Linked DNA regions of Homo sapiens: region 1 is linked to region 2. Evidence: chromatin contacts called from ENCODE Hi-C or POLR2A ChIA-PET data. All regions are on one chromosome and are shown on one strand. Each heading gives the region's core, a stretch centred on a gene start or an enhancer-like site at or near the end of the contact. The rest is flanking DNA. Distances are from core to core; before and after follow the strand shown.

What was found. A loop is a pair of places that touch in the nucleus more often than their neighbours do. ChIA-PET counts read pairs that join two places held with the same protein, here RNA polymerase II (POLR2A). Pooled maps may share reads with other maps.
Region 1: a map with no recorded cell type shows a loop between it and region 2 (1.9-fold over the local background). The contact joins two enhancer-like sites. A Hi-C loop is called at or near these places in 1 of 37 single-sample maps with no recorded cell type and 6 of 50 pooled maps. POLR2A ChIA-PET finds 5 or more read pairs at or near these places in 1 of 52 experiments (OCI-LY7).

The regions. Positions count from the first base shown.
Region 1 is chr18:58,687,856-58,695,800 of GRCh38, forward strand. All of the region lies in intron 2 of MALT1 (MALT1 paracaspase), which reads left to right. The region is part of intron 2 of LOC105372146 (a long non-coding RNA gene); the gene reads right to left. It also overlaps the pseudogene MRPL37P1. Among named protein-coding and RNA genes, the nearest start is that of MALT1-AS1, 20 kb to the left of the region's middle. Within about 2 kb of position 5,121, at least 3 of the 41 ENCODE cell types and tissues checked have a DNase peak (open chromatin) inside an H3K27ac peak, as active enhancers do.
Region 2 is chr18:58,388,316-58,395,713 of GRCh38, forward strand. It overlaps NEDD4L (NEDD4 like E3 ubiquitin protein ligase), which reads left to right. Exons shown (of 31, transcript NM_001144967.3): 28 at 770-877; 29 at 2,331-2,427; 30 at 3,172-3,244. Among named protein-coding and RNA genes, the nearest start is that of MIR122HG, 54 kb to the right of the region's middle. RefSeq lists an enhancer at 3,844-4,343. Within about 2 kb of position 2,301, at least 3 of the 41 ENCODE cell types and tissues checked have a DNase peak (open chromatin) inside an H3K27ac peak, as active enhancers do.

The DNA.
Region 1 (7,945 bases), core at 3,871-6,370, 300 kb after region 2:
ATATGTGTGTGTAGTTGAAAGCACGATCCTTGGTTCCATCGTACCTAGTCACATTCTCCCAGGCTTACAGGAAATCAAGTAACTTCTCTGACTTCTTTGTAGATGTTATCTGAAAAATATGCTTGTTTACCAGGAAGCTGTGTGTTCACCGTTTAAAATAGAACTTTCATTTGTATGCCTTCGTACAGCCTACGTAGCACTATACCATATTCTTTTTTTACCTTTGTTCAGCACCTTCTCACTAGTGGGTGCTGCATTGGGGTGGCTAAGGGTTGACCATGGGTCCCTGTCGCACAAGGCTTTGTGGGAGGAAGGAAATTTGTGTGGTTAAAACATGGGAGGTATTGCAACTCATTTTCTTGACTATTCACCAGGGGTGGTTTCCAAATCACATTTTGCCTTTCAATTCTCAGTCTTTGAAGCAATAAATTGTATATATATGTTACACACACACACACACACACACACACACGCTTATTAATAAAGTTGTTGGTGCAGGACAGGCTTATAAACTGTTAATTTAGATGTACATTAAAAGCTACTTTGTCTTGGCCAGGCACAGTGGCTCACACGTGTAATCCCAACACTTTGGGAGGCTAATGTAGGAGGATCTCTTGAGGCCAGCAGTTCCAGGCAACATATGAGGCCAACCTGGGCAACATAATGAGGCCCTGTTTCTACAAAAAAAAAAAAAAAAAAAAAAAAAAATACTAATTTTAAAAATCACTTAGTCTTGTGTCCCATACAAAGGAAGGATAACTTTTAGAACCTGGCCATATGATCCCTTTCCAGTAGTCACCTGCTTCTTTGTAAGATACTCTAGAGGAAAAACCCTTTCCATCCTTCTTGTCTCTTATCTCCTTGTATAATGGCAGAGAATATTTGCCATGGTATATTCATGAGCCGTGTCCTGGTGTGGGATTGCTCTTTGTGTGATACACTTTCTCAGTAAGGTAGGCTCACTGTGGCAGAAAGCGGGATTACCGTGGGAGATATATTGAGAATCACCAAGAGGCCGGTCATGGTGGCTCACTCCTATAATCCCAGTGCTTTGGGAAGCTGAGGTGAGGTGGATTGCTTGAGCCCAGGAGCTCAAGACCAGCCTGGGCAACATGGCAAAACCCTGCCTCTACAAAAAATGCAAAAATTAGCCGGGTATGGTGATGCACACCCGTAGACCCAGCTATTGGGGGTGCTGAGGTGGGAGGATGGCTTCAGCCCAGGAGGTTGACACTGCAGTGAGCCCTGATCATGCCACTGCACTCCAGCCTGGGTGACAGAGTGAGACCCTGTCTCAAAAAAACAAAAAGACAGAATCACTGAGAAAGCAAAACATAAGGTTTAAAACCTTTAAAAGGCAAGAAAACCTAGGTTTGCATCCTGGTTCTGCCATTTTACAATGTAAAAAAAAAAAAAAAGTCTCAGAGAGTTTAATTTACCCCAGGTAATTTGGGTGACCTTCTGCAAATTACGTACCTTTTTTTCATTGTAACATAGATGTAATTAGTATCTACCTTGTGTGGTTATTTCAAAGGTTAGTGATAAAAATGCCTGGTGCATGTAAAGCAGTCAGTAACTTGCTGCTGTAGTAATTTCTGTTATTATTATATATATTCAACAAACACGTGTTGAACACCCACTAACACCCACTGCAGTGCCATATGTGGGCACAATTCTAGGTGCTGAATGAACTGGTGACTAAGACCATCAAGGTCCTTGGCCTTGCCCTCATGGAGCTTCTATTTTAATACCTAAGACGGACAGTAAGAAACAGGGATTTTAGAGAGTGAAGGACACTGAACTGGGTGAATGTAATAGATAACTGGGGGGTGGGAGGGTACCTAATTTAGAGACATTTCCCAGAGAAGCTGGTGATATTTTAGTAAGAAACCTGGATGATGAGGAAAGAGCCTGCCATGAAACAGTAGAATAGTGGAAGCCAGTGGGGTGGCGGTTGCGGGGGATGGCAAAGCGGAGCTTGTGGGGAGAACCCAGCAGAGGACTGGTAAGTGGAAAGGCAGAAAAGAGCTTGGCTTATAGAAGGAAGGAGGCCCAGTATGGCTGGAGCTTGGTGAGCCTGGAGAAGAGCGGAGGGGCCAAAGGAGCAGTTCGTGGAGGACTTTGTAGCCATGGTAAGGAATCTGGATTTTTTATTCTAAGTACAGGCACACTTTGTTTTATTATGCTTCACTTTATTGCACTTTGCAGATACTTCACTTTCTGCAAGTTGAAAGCTTGCGGCACCCATGTGTCTAGCAAGTCTGTCAGTGCCATTTTTCCAATAGCATGTGCCTACTTCATATCTCTGTGTCACACCTTGGTAACTCTTACAATATTTCGAACTTTTTCATTATATCTGTCGTGGTGATCTGTGATCGGTGATCTTTGGTGTTACTACTGTGATTGTTGGTGCCTGGTAAGATGGTGGCATCCAGGTGGCGGTCTTAAGACCAGATCAGTATGGTGTTGGTGGTCTTAAGACCAGATCAGTATGGTGTTGGCAGATCAGTATGGTGCCGCTAGGCAGGCACTGACTAGCTCCAGGCAGCTCAACCTTGGGAGCTTCGGGGCCCCGAGAGGTGGAGCCTGTGAGTGGGGCATGCACTCCATGTGGAAGCCAGAGCCTCCTCCCCTGGATGGAGTGTACGAGATCCCTGGACCGGAGCCCATCCCCTCTGTGAGAGAGATGTACTTCACGCCCGGGCTGCCACCGCTGATCTTCCTGCCCTGGGACCCTGGGTAGAAACACCCAAAATTCTGTTCACCCCGTTCACGACCCTGGGACCCTGGCTCGAAGCACCCAAAGTTCTGCTGCTCAAGCTCCATTCACGAGCAGCCACCATACAAAGACCAGGCCTGCTATGTCTTTCACCAGCGTTGCCGCCTTCTCAGGGGTGTCAAGCAGGCCCTCTGGCTTACCGAGGCCAAGTTAATAAAATGCCTTCCTGAGAAAGTACTTGGCCTTGTTGATGATACAAGGAACCACATAGAGAACCAAGATGAGCGTCTTCTGAATTTGATCTCTCATGCCTGTCTCTGGCACTGTACTGAGTACGGCCCCAGGAGAGAGGCCTGCTGTCTGGTCATTGTGGACAGTCTGATAAAGTTGTGTAAGTCTCAGATTCTCAGGCATCCTTCTCTGGCCAGGCAGATTTGTGCCCAAAACTCCACGTTATCCACCACCTGGAATTGTGTCTGTTCTTCAGGGTCATGGTTCTAGTGGAGCCGGCTGAGTGCCAAGGATCCTCTGCCCCCGCCATCTCCTCCAGAGAAGAGGTTGAAGCTACTAAAAATCATGTTCTCGAGGCCTTCTGTCCCCTCTCCCCACTACTGATCTTCAGGAATGCAATGTTTCTGATGTGAAAGATGACACAGGATTCTGGGAGGGCTATCCTTACCCCTATCTCCATATCCTGCACTTCCTGGAGAAAGCCGATTTGCAACCACATAGCCTTCAACCAGATCAGCTGTGGGCCAAGATGATCCTGTTTGCTTTTGGCATTGCCCTGGCTCAGGCCCAGCTCCTCTGTGGCAATGACACCAAGATCTCGGAGCAGCCCGTGGTTGTGCAGAGTACATGCACAGACGGACGTGCATTCCATTTCCTGGTGTTACAGTAGAACACCACAGACCTGGCCTCTTAACAAGTGTGGCAAGAGTTTGGTCTGGGTGGAATCATGCCAGCTACTCTCTCAGCATTTTTGGTGTCTCCCAGTGATAAAAAAGAAGGTGGGACCGGGCCCAGTGGCTCGCACCTGTAATCCCAACACTGGGAGTCTGAGGTGGGTGGATCACGAGGTCAGGAGATCGAGACCATCCTGGCTAACGTGGTGAAACCCCGTCTTTACTAAAAATACAAAAAATTAGCTGGGCGTAGTGGCGGGCGCCTGTAGTCCCAGCTACTCTACTCAGGAGGCTGAGGCAGGAGAATGGCATGAACCCGGGAGGCGGAGCTTGCCGTGAGCCGAGATTGCGCCACTGCACTCCAGCCTGGGTGACAGAGCGAGACTCCGTCTCAAAAAAAAAAAACAACAAAAAATTAGCCAGGCATGGTGGCACGTGCCTGTAATCCCAGCTACTCAGGAGATGGAGGCAGGAGAATTGCTTGAACCTGGGAGATAGAGGTTGCAGTGAGCCAAGATCGCGCCACTGCACTCCAGTCTGGGCGACGGAGCGAGACTCCGTCTCAAAAAAAAAAAAAAAAAAAAAAAAAGAGGGTGGTTGTGGAATGCGTTGGGCTGACTGGTTTCCAGTGGGAGACATCCAGGAAGTTTTTAGCTCTGTATTTACATGGTGCTACGTGAGCCAAGGACCATTCTGAGGCCCGAAACCCACCTTTGCCTTCTCCCACTGAAGAGGGCCTGGGGTCCCCCTGGAGCCTCAGTGCTCATCTAGCCTGGTGGTCTCACTGACAATAAAGAGCCCTTGCATTGCAAAGGAAAAAAAAACTATTATAATTGTTTTGGGGTGCCACAAATTATGCCACTATAAGAAGTTGAGCTTAATTGATAAATGTCATGTGTATTCCAACTGCTCCACCGACTGGCCATTCCTCTCTCTCTCTCTCTCTCTCTCTCTCTCACTCTCTCCCTCCCTCCCTCCCTCCCTCCCTGTCCCTCTTCCTCTCCCACCTCCCCACTCCCTCTTTGGGCCTCCCTATTCCCTGAGACACAACAATATTGAAATTAAGCTGATTAATAACCCTACAATCGTCTCTAAGTGTTCAAGTGAAAGAACAGTGACACACAACAATATTGAAATTAGGCTGATTAATAACCCTACAGTGATCTCTAAGTGTTCAGGTGAAAGGAAGAGTCACATGTCTCTCACTTTAAATCAAAAGCTAGAATTGATTTTACTTAATGAGGAAGGCATATCAAAAGCTGAGATAGGCTGAAAAGCTAGGCCTCTTGTGCCAGTTAACCAAGTTGCGAATGCAGAAGAAAAGTTCTTGAAGGTAATTAAAAATGCTACTTCAGTGAACACACGAATGATAAGAAAGCAAAACAGCCTTATTGCTGAGATGGAGAAAGTTATAGTAGTCTGGATAGATCAAACCAGCCACAGCATGCCCCTAAGCCAAAGCCTAATCCAGAGTGAGGCCCTAACTCGCCTCATTTCTGTGAAGACAGAGAGGTGAGGAAGCTGCGGAAGAAAAGTTGGTTCATGAGGTTTAAGGAAATAAGCTGTCTCTGTAACATAAAAGTGCAAAGTGAAGCAGCAAGTACTAGTGGAGAAGCTGCAGCAAGTCATCCAGAAGATCTAGCTAATGCCAGGCATGGTGGCTCGTAATTGATCATGGTGTCTATAATCCCACCACTCTGGGAGGCCAGGGCAGGAGGATTGCTTGAGCTTAGGAGTTTGATACCAGCCTGGGCAACATGGTGAAACCCCGTCTTTGCAAAAAATACAAAAAATTAGCCAGGCACAGTGGCACCTGCCTGTAGTCCCAGCCACTCGGGAGGCTGAGGTGGGAGAATTGCTTACACCTGGAAGGCGGAGGTTGCAGTGAGCGAGATCATGACACTGCACTCCAGCCTAGGTAACAGAGACAGACCTTGTCTCAAAACAAAAAAGCAATAAAAGATCTAGCTAAGATAATTAAAGAAAATGGCTATAATAAACAGATTTTTCAGTGTAGATGAAACAGCCTTCTATTGGAAGAAGATGTCATCTAGAACTTTGATAGCTAGAGAGAAGTCAGTGCCTGGCTGACTCTTGTTAGGGGCCAATGCAGCTGACAACTTTACGTTGAAGCCAGTGCCCATTTACCATTCTGAAAATCCTAGGGCCCTTAAGAATGATGCTAAGAAACTGCAAAGTTTTTGTCCTGAGTAACCAGATGGATGGTGGTAGGCAGTAAGACTGGTTTACCATCTTTGAGATGGGGAAACTGTGGGGACTGGCAGAGGAGTAGATTTTGTGTCAGAAGGGATTTGGGACATATAAAATTGGTGGTGGCTATAGGACATTCAAATTTAAAGCCAGGATAGCCAAAACTCCTATATTTTTTAGATTTATTACTTGTTCTCTTTTGTCATTGTTGCAACTTTTTCCTGTCACATCGAAACTTGGGAAATCAGAATCTTTGTATTTTAAAGTTGTGATGTAAAACTCTCCTGGCAGATGAATGGTAAATGTGGGGACATTAAAATACAGTGTTATGAATTTGCTGGCTTCAGCAAGAGTGCTTATCCCATTTTCCACCTTTCCTACCAACATGTATCACAGATTTCAGAAAAATTCTGAACTTCATCCGTCCTGTACTAACTTGGCCTCGACATAAAGGATTAATGAATATGAATGTCCTCCCTTGGCAAGAGTTTAAAATTCTGAGAGGCTCTACTATATTTACTAAAGATTTTCTAGGGCTTCTCGAGGCCCTCAAATGTGCTAGGTATACAATAAATATTTACTCATTTTTAATTTTGCTTTTATTTAGTATCTTTGTGCTGTGACTTTCATGAACATTATTTTTTTTCCTAGAAAGTTTAGTACCTTTGATGTATTAAGATTACTGTTATTTACACTGTTTCCTTTTTACTTGTAATCTTGTTTTGTTTCTTTGCATTGGTGGGTGGTAGAAGAAAAAGACACTGTTATGAGGTCACATTCAGTATAGACAAGGAAAGAAAATAAAAGTAGGTGCAGGAAATTAAGTTTTATAAGTTTTAATTATCTTTTTCTTTACTTCCTAAAAGCCAGCTAACCCAGTTTTATTAATTACAACTTTTGCAAATGTAAGCTTTTCTAGCTTTGGTTTCTTTTATGTCAGTTATCTATTGCTGCATTAATAAATTACCCCCAAGTCAGAAGTGAAAAACAACAACTGTTTATTATCTCACACAGTTTCTGAGGCTAGTAGTCCAGAAGTGGCTTAGCTGGGTAGTCCTGGCTGAGGGTCTCTCGTGAGGCAGCAGTCAGACTGTCAGCCAGGTCTGCAGTCATCTGAAGGTTTCCCCAGGGTTGGAGGATCTTCTCAGATGGCTCTCTCACAGGTGTTGTCAAGAGACCTCATTTCCTCACTGGCTGTGGCGGGAGATCTGTTTCTTTCTGTAGAGATATGGTTTGGCTGTATTCCCACCCAAATCTTATCTTGAATTCCCATGTGTTGTGGGAGGGACCTGGTGGGAGGTAATTGAATCATGGGGGCAGGTCTTTCTCTGCTGTTCTTGTGATAGTGAATAAGTCTTATGAGATCTGATGGTTTTATAAAGGGGAGGTTCCCTGCCCGCACCTTCTTCTCGTTTGTCTGCCGCCATGTGAGACATGCCTTTCACCTTCCACCATGATTGTGAGTCCTCCCTAGCCACGTAGAACTGTAAGTCTATTAAACCTCTTTCTTTTGTAAATTGCCCAGTCGTGGGTATGCCTTTATCAGGAGTGTGAAACAGACTAATACTCTTACCACTTGAGCCTCTCTGCAGGGCTACCTGAATGGCCTCCTGCCACAGTCATGTGCTTCCCTGGGGCGAGTGAGTGAGAGAGAGGCAAGAGAAGGAGTTGGGGGTGTTCCATTATTGACTAGGATTTTCTTCCAAATTCCTGTCAAAAGTCTTCCAAGCTTAGATGTTGGCAGTTATTCCTCAAATGAGGAATGTTTGTGTCACAGGTATATCAAATATATATCTCACTGCTCTGTTTCTGTGTCTTTCTCTTCCAAAATCATTTTCATTTCAATACTAAATAATAATGCAGTCATTTGAAGACGTTTTCAATGGTGTTGTCTTTGTCCATTGCATGCTTCCATAATACAGTACCACAGACTGGGTAATTTTTAAAGAACAGACATTTATTTCTCACAGTTTTGGAGCCTGGGAAGTCCGTGATCAAAGAACCAGCTTCTGATGAAGGTTTTCTTGCTGTGTCCTCACATGGCAAAAGAGAGAGAACCTACCTGCAAACCCCGTTATTACAGCGGCATTAATTCATTCGTGAGGGTAGA
Region 2 (7,398 bases), core at 1,051-3,550:
TGTCTATAGAAATCATATACCTCAAGCCTTTCCTCTGATAGGTGGGAAACTGAGGCAGAGAGCAGCTGGGTTTACCCAGCAAGGTTTTGGCACGGTCAGGCCTAGGAACTTTATTTCCAGGCTTCTGGCTTAGTTCTGTTTCCATTTCATTCTGGTACCTTTGCATAAATATCTTCCATTTGTCCACAGGAAACCTCCCCTGATGGAGAGTTGCATAATAGGAACGGCAAACCTTAGACTAAATGCTAAGTCGAAGACCCAGTTGTGCCTTAGCGTATGTCTGCCATTCTTAGGCCTCTGGGCAGATGAGGTGATTTGTCATCACTGGAATTGATCAACCTGGAGGAGAGTCATAAGCACTAATTCTTTTGTGGGTAGGGAGATGCTTTTAGATATTCAGAGGAATAACCTCTCAGGAGGAGAAGCAGCCAGGGTAATGCACAGATGCTGCTGGAGCGTGAGAGAATCCACAGGTCCCATGCGTAAGACTAGAGGGGTAGGGAGGACGACTGTGGCATTTTTATATCCGATACGACATGCCGTGGCTTGCGCAAGGTTCGAATTGAGCTGCCCTCGTGACTGCTGCCTCTGTGATCTGCTATGGCAGGTGGAGCCTGGAACAGGTGTCTGCCTTCCTCTGTTGTTATGATTTGCTAGCTTACCTTCGCGGCACAGTGACCACATGCTGGCACTGAGGGTGGTCATTTCTCAGTGTGTGATCTCGCACCTTTCACATCCTGCTTTTACATCTGGTAAATTTTCTTCCTAGTTGCTCATGTGCGGCCTCGGTGATGTGGATGTGAATGACTGGAGACAGCATTCTATTTACAAGAACGGCTACTGCCCAAACCACCCCGTCATTCAGTGGTTCTGGAAGGTAACTCCGGGGCCCAGCCCCAGCCGGTGTCCTCCACCTGAGGCAGGATTGAGGGCTGTGTGGCGCCCTCCATTGTGGTCTGACTTCAGGACTGATGCTGGCTTTGGGGTCTGTTAGAGCTTGGACTGCTGGGGGAGGGAAGAGGCAAACTGAGCCAGCAGCCCCGTGGTGGCTCCTCTGTAACTGTAGCAGACAGCTAGACTTGAATGAAGTTGGTCCCTACAAAAGCACACTGGCCTTCCTTGACCACCTCGTGAAAGTGACTTTTATTTGAGGGACTGGTCCTCCAATGCGTAAATAGAAATGGGGGGCTTCTCAGGGCAGAAACAGGCTTCAGGGATGGCTTTGCAAGATGCCACTTTCTGTTAAGAAGTCGTTTTCTCAATTTTTAAAATATATTCCAACAAATATTTTGATCTGTGTATCTTTCAACCAAAGATAACACAACATTTGATTTATTATCTTAGGGCCACTGTTTGTATCCTGTTCAGCTTAGGAGGGAAGTAAAATAGGAATGGGTTAGTCCAAAGGAGATATAGTAAACAAACTTAAAAAAAAAAAAACAGTTATCCCCCAAAAAGGCTGATTATTTACTTCACCCCAAAAAGGAATCATTTAACTTTTTCAAATTTATTTTTATTTATTTATTTATTTATTTTAAAGATGGGGTCTCACTGTGTTGCCCAGGCTGGATTCAAATTCTTGGGCTTAAGCAATCCTCCTACCTCGGCCCCTCAAAGTGCTGGGATTACAGGCATGAGCCACCATGCCCGGCCTTTTTCACATTTCTAAATGCCTTTTATTACTATTTCAAATGCCAGCAGGAATACAGAGATAAAAAAGCAAAATCTTCAAAGCCTAGTCCAGGTCTCACTTGGCTTGTTTTAGATGTTTGCCTACAGCAGTCCAAGTGGCATTACCAGTAAAGCCACCTGGATTCCCATAATAATGCAGATATGTAAGATACACAGATTATTTTAGAACCCCATCTTTGCCTTTGTTGTTTTGTTTTTGTTTTGTTTTGTTTTGTTTCATTTTATAAAATGATGTCTTCTAGGGAACGTGTCTACAATCTGAAATCCCATCTCATAACCTGGCTTCCCCTTGTGATGACAAATCTTAAATACTGTATATTTATAATTGGCTTAGGGGGAACTGGTAAGCCTCGAACACAGAAACATGAGCTTGGTGCCATCAGAGAGTTTGCTTTTTATATCATTTATTTTGGCCTATTGGCAGAAGAAGAAAGAGACGGACATTGTGATCACTCAGTCTCTTAGATTAGAGAGGCCAGCTAGTATTGTGGCCATAAAAAACCTACTCAGTTTTCAGAGTCAACTGTCTAGGTCTTACATTGCAATATAAATAAGATTAAGTTCTGCCTGCCTGCATGACAGCAGCATGTGCCATGGGTCACGTGGGGGGTATAATGACCTTCTGCCTCTGTTCATAGGCTGTGCTACTCATGGACGCCGAAAAGCGTATCCGGTTACTGCAGTTTGTCACAGGGACATCGCGAGTACCTATGAATGGATTTGCCGAACTTTATGGTGAGCAGGATACCATTGGATTCAGTTGTCCTCCTGGGAATTTCCAGCCAGGCATGAACTCTGGCCCAAGAACCCTGCCGCCAGGCCTCTGCAGAAGGCTAAGTTTCAGGACAGTGTGCCATGCATAGGTTCCATGAAAGTTCAATGAAAGTACTGTTATCTATACTTTATATAGATAACATGGTGCTTCTACTTCGAGGGATTGGGGGGCAGTTTGTGAAGAGGTCCATAAGGCTGCTCTTTTTTTTTTTTCCTAGTTTAGTTTTTTAGTAAATCGTTAAAAACTAGGTTTTGTAGGGTCATTTATATGGTCGTAAACTGAGGTATAAAGTCACCTCCAGTAGGCAGAATTTTTCAGTGTTTACCATAGATTTAAAAATCACTCTGTACTTTGCATACTGAAAGTCACATTTCATTCACCCTCCCACCCACAAAACTAGTTTGAAGTTTAAATTTCCAGGGCCCAGCTGAGAGGCTGTAGCTGCCTGCCTTTCCACGTAACTGTTGTGTTTGTTAATCTTGGTGCAGTTCCATTCTGGAGACTAAGCAGAGTCTTTCTGTGAGGTTGTGCAGACCTCTGGCTTCCCTCAACATTAAATATCAATGTTGCAGCAGAAGAGAGTGTCTTGGGCCTCACCCCTGGGGGCAAACCCTGCCCTGACAGTAGCTGGACTGCAGACCACACCATAGCTTCATTCTTCTGCCCCAAGCAATCTTAACATTTCTTTTTCTTTTCTTGTCTAGGTTCCAATGGTCCTCAGCTGTTTACAATAGAGCAATGGGGCAGTCCTGAGAAACTGCCCAGAGCTCACACATGGTGAGTGACAAAAACACATGCATGTCAATGCAATATCTGAACTGCTTAGCTGGGTATGGTGCTGGGCTCAAGGCTATTGAATGCTCTGTTTCCTGTCTGTAAGTAGCTTAGAGAATTAAAGGACAGTGATGTGGATGAAAATAGAAATTGTACAGTAGTGCTAATAAGACATAATGCACTCAGTATGTTTGGCACATAAAGGGCTCAGGCCTCCCTGCTGTGGGGAATTTCTCCTCTGAGCCCAGTCCTTCCCTCATTATTCTAGGTAGTGGAGCTTTCACTGTTCAGCATACATAGATAAGGCAGCTCTCAACCTGTATAATAAACACGTTGGGTTTTTACTCCAACCTTAAATTGGTTGAGAAGTTAGGACAAAATACCCTGTAGAAACATCCTTTTTCAAAGGCCTTCTATGCCCATGAATAACCTGTAATTCCCTGGAATTGAGCAGTAACATGACTGTGGTCGGAGGAGGGTAAGAGGGCTGACACGTGGCCAGGGATGCCCAAGCGTGGAGCGTGGCTGCCCTCAGAAGGCCCTCTCAGGAGGCACAGTGACGCAGAAGGGTCCCAGTTGTTTTCTGAACAGTTGCATGAAACCCAGCACAAATGCAGACTGGATGGGATCAGTTTCTTGAAGCCGGGTTCAGGGAGCTCTTGCTAACTCAAACTCCCATGTCCCTCGTGTTGGTTTTTCTGCAAAGGCCTTTATTTCTTGCTCCTGAGGAAGCAGCAGAAGTGGGCCTTCTGGAAAACGGTGAGCAGCGTAGCCCTGTGTTTCTCATGCAGCGGGGGCTGCAAAGCCTGCTCTGGCCATAGTGAGCTAACATAAGCAACCAAACACTCCCTGCAGGAAACGCCCTCCCTTACACTAGAAGTGCTGGCCAGGAGAGAATTCTCATGAACATGTGTTTGCGAAAAATTGGCTGTGAAAGGTTTTTCACTTCTGTCGGATTCCCTTGCCTCACCAGAAAGGTGTTTTTTTTTTCTATTCGTACCATTCACGTGACTCTCCAGATGGAAACAATGTGGTCATTGCCTGTCAGAGCCTTGAAAGCAAGCTGACTCCAGCCTAAAATTCATGAATATTCAGAGCAGTCATTGTCCGTGGTTCTCTGGCTTTATTCTAAGGGAAGAATGTTTGAGTAGTTCAGAGCTTTTATCCAAATGGTGTCCAAGTCATATGTGGTTTTCTGGGTTCTACTGGCCTCCATATGAAGGCACCAGCGTTGAGCCAAGCCCCAGGACTGTGGGTGGTGATGCGAAACTCAAGCTCATAATACTAACCAGGATGAAGATTAGGAAAAGCGAAATTATTGGGCACAGTCATCATCTGTGGTCAGGCACTGCTTAATCTTTATGGCAGCCTTATGAGATATGTTATTCCCTTGGGCTGTCAGAAGGCTGGCCCAGGGCTCACCAGAGTCACAGATTCCCAGATCACAGGATTTGAACTCAGAGCTACCAGAATTAGAGCCTGCACCCTTTACCACTACACCAGATACACTGCCTCTGTTGATATACCCACTTTCTTTTTAGACTTTTCCAAGGAAACCAAATTAGTGAACCAATTTCATGTTCATTCAGCCCATGTTTCTCTGTGACTTCAGGGACACATATCTTACTATTGAACTGTCTTTTTTATTTCGGAGCCCACATGATTCTGCCACAAGTAGAACTTCCCAGATAAGACCTCTGAACTCAGTGGTTCTCAACCTCAGCTGCATGTTGGAACCATCTAGAGAGCCTTAAAGAAATCACTGATGCCTGGAATTTGGACTTCATTGGTCTGGTGTGTGACCCAGGCAGTGGGATTTTCAAAGCTCCCCAGATGATTTTTATAGGCTGGCAGGGTTGAAAATTCACAGCTCTTCCCTAGGAAGGGCAAAGATCCACCTACAGGAAGGGAACAACCCAGCTGGCTCTTACCAGAACTTATTTTCCTCTTTATGTGTCACGGAAATAAAGCAACTGTGTAGTTTTCCTAATGATGTTCTCCCCAGACTAACTTGACCCGGATGGAGAGGACTGGCAGTTGCAAGCAACACTGGCTAGCATGAGTGGGACTGTTCTGCTGTTTCTTCTAAATGGCTTTCCTCCCTACCTGACCCTGACTGTATTTTGACATAGGAAACAGAAACTTCACTGGCTGTTTCGTGGCAACAGTTCTGCCATAAAATTTTGCCATACATAGGTTTAATTTCTTCCACGTTTTATGATACACAATTAAAGTTCAGAATAAAAATCTGATTTCCTAGAAGAGCAGAAGCTGAAGGATCTGGTTCTCTGTGATGAGGGTACCTTTCATTAAGCTTTCCAATGGTGATTATTGAGTGTCTGACATTCAAAGGACTTCATTTCATTGTTCTATAAAAGGTCACTACTCAGACATTTAAAATTACTCTTCATTAAGAATCACAGGCCCACCTGCCCTTTTAGGTAGACTCTAAAGCAAACAAAAATCATCTCGTTCAGCCCATGCATCTTCCACGTGAGGACGCTGAAGCCCTGTGAGGACAATGAGCTCCTTAAAGTCACCCAGCTCATTAGTGCAGAGCAAAGCCAGGTCCGTGTGTCCTGACCTCTGAAATGATAGGAACTCACACTCACCAAGCACTCTGTTCATTCCGGGGATGGTGCTCAGCACTTGATGCGATTGACTCATACCATCATCACAGTGGCCCTAAGAGGTGGGTGATGTTATGACCCACTTTTTTACAGATAACACTGGGATGCAAAGCGGTGAAGCATTAAGCAGCATGATTCAGAACCTCAGATCTTGACATCCCGTCTTTGCCTCTCTCTTCATCATGCCAGTGTTTCTCAAACCTGAATAATCTGTGCACCTTTTTTAAAGGGAAAAAATGGTCACAGATTCTCAAGAATGGGCCTGAGACCCCCATAGGGATTGCAGGCCCGGGACTGTGAAACCCCAGCTGAAAAGCCTGAAGCCACTTTCGGTGAAAGGCTCTTTTAAATGCCATCTGTAGATGTGAAGTCCTGTCTTTATTAATATGATAATAGAAAGTTAAAAGCCTGTATTAGTACTTGCTCTTTTAGGATTCCTGGGTTCCTGAGAACCCCAGTTTGAGAAGCACAGTGTTATTCTCTGTCTTTTAGTGTTTAGTGGCTGTTAGAGAATCCAAGTGGAACTCAGTGGGACTTATTCAATATTTAGTGGTTGTTAAACGGCCCTCTACGGTATGTGTTTCTTTTCTGTTGCTGTGACAACGGTTAGCTTTTAGTATATGTGCAAGTGCTGCCAAAGCGAGCACGTGAATGGTTAGCTTTTAAAACCCAAGAAGTTACTTTGCTCATTCTTGGAATCACACATCAATACCTGGAGGGGGCGGTTTTAAACACAGTTTGAGCACTCGCGGCAGAGGCAGCACAAGTGCACTTCAAGAGCTGGGCTTTGGAGCACCCCAGGGCTGTACCTGGCCCCGTGTGACCTTGGGCAAGTTACCTAACCTTGCTGTGTCTCAAGCTCCTCCTCTGTGAAATAGGGGTGAAGCATTAGCTGCCTTACAAAGTGATTGCCAGGGTTCATAACATTGAGACAAGGCTGATGGGGCATGGTGAGCACTCCATGAACATGAGCTCTTACGTCATAATGAGCTGTGGCAAGTGTGCATGCCATTTTCATGACAGATACACATCAGCAATCACCCCCCAACACATACACACACACACAGAGGTGCAGGTTCTGTGGCTAAAGGCTCTGGTCTTGAGCCCCATGTAGACATACAGTAAATGTTGAAAGGTGTTAACACTGATACCATCTCTTGAGTAATTGAGCCCTTGCTGTATGCCGGGCCCACTGATCCGATCCACTTGGCACTCATATGTGCAGTTTCCCCATGTCACAGAAGCACAGAGGCCATCCATTTGTCTGAAAACCCTCACTATTGCCAGGGCGATTTGCAGCCCCCGCCCCCACCTGAAGCCTCCAGATATGTAGGGACTTTTTCTAAATGCAACTTTACATAGCAAATGTCAATTTTGCCTGACTTTGATCAGAGGAGGTAGCTTAGCACTGGTGTTCCCGAGCCCCGGACAGCCTGGGTTCTGTTTGTGGGTCTGCCGTTTGACAAAGACTGTGACCTCAGGAACCTTGCCCTATGTCTCTGCTCCAGGAGCTCCTGTGCAGAATGG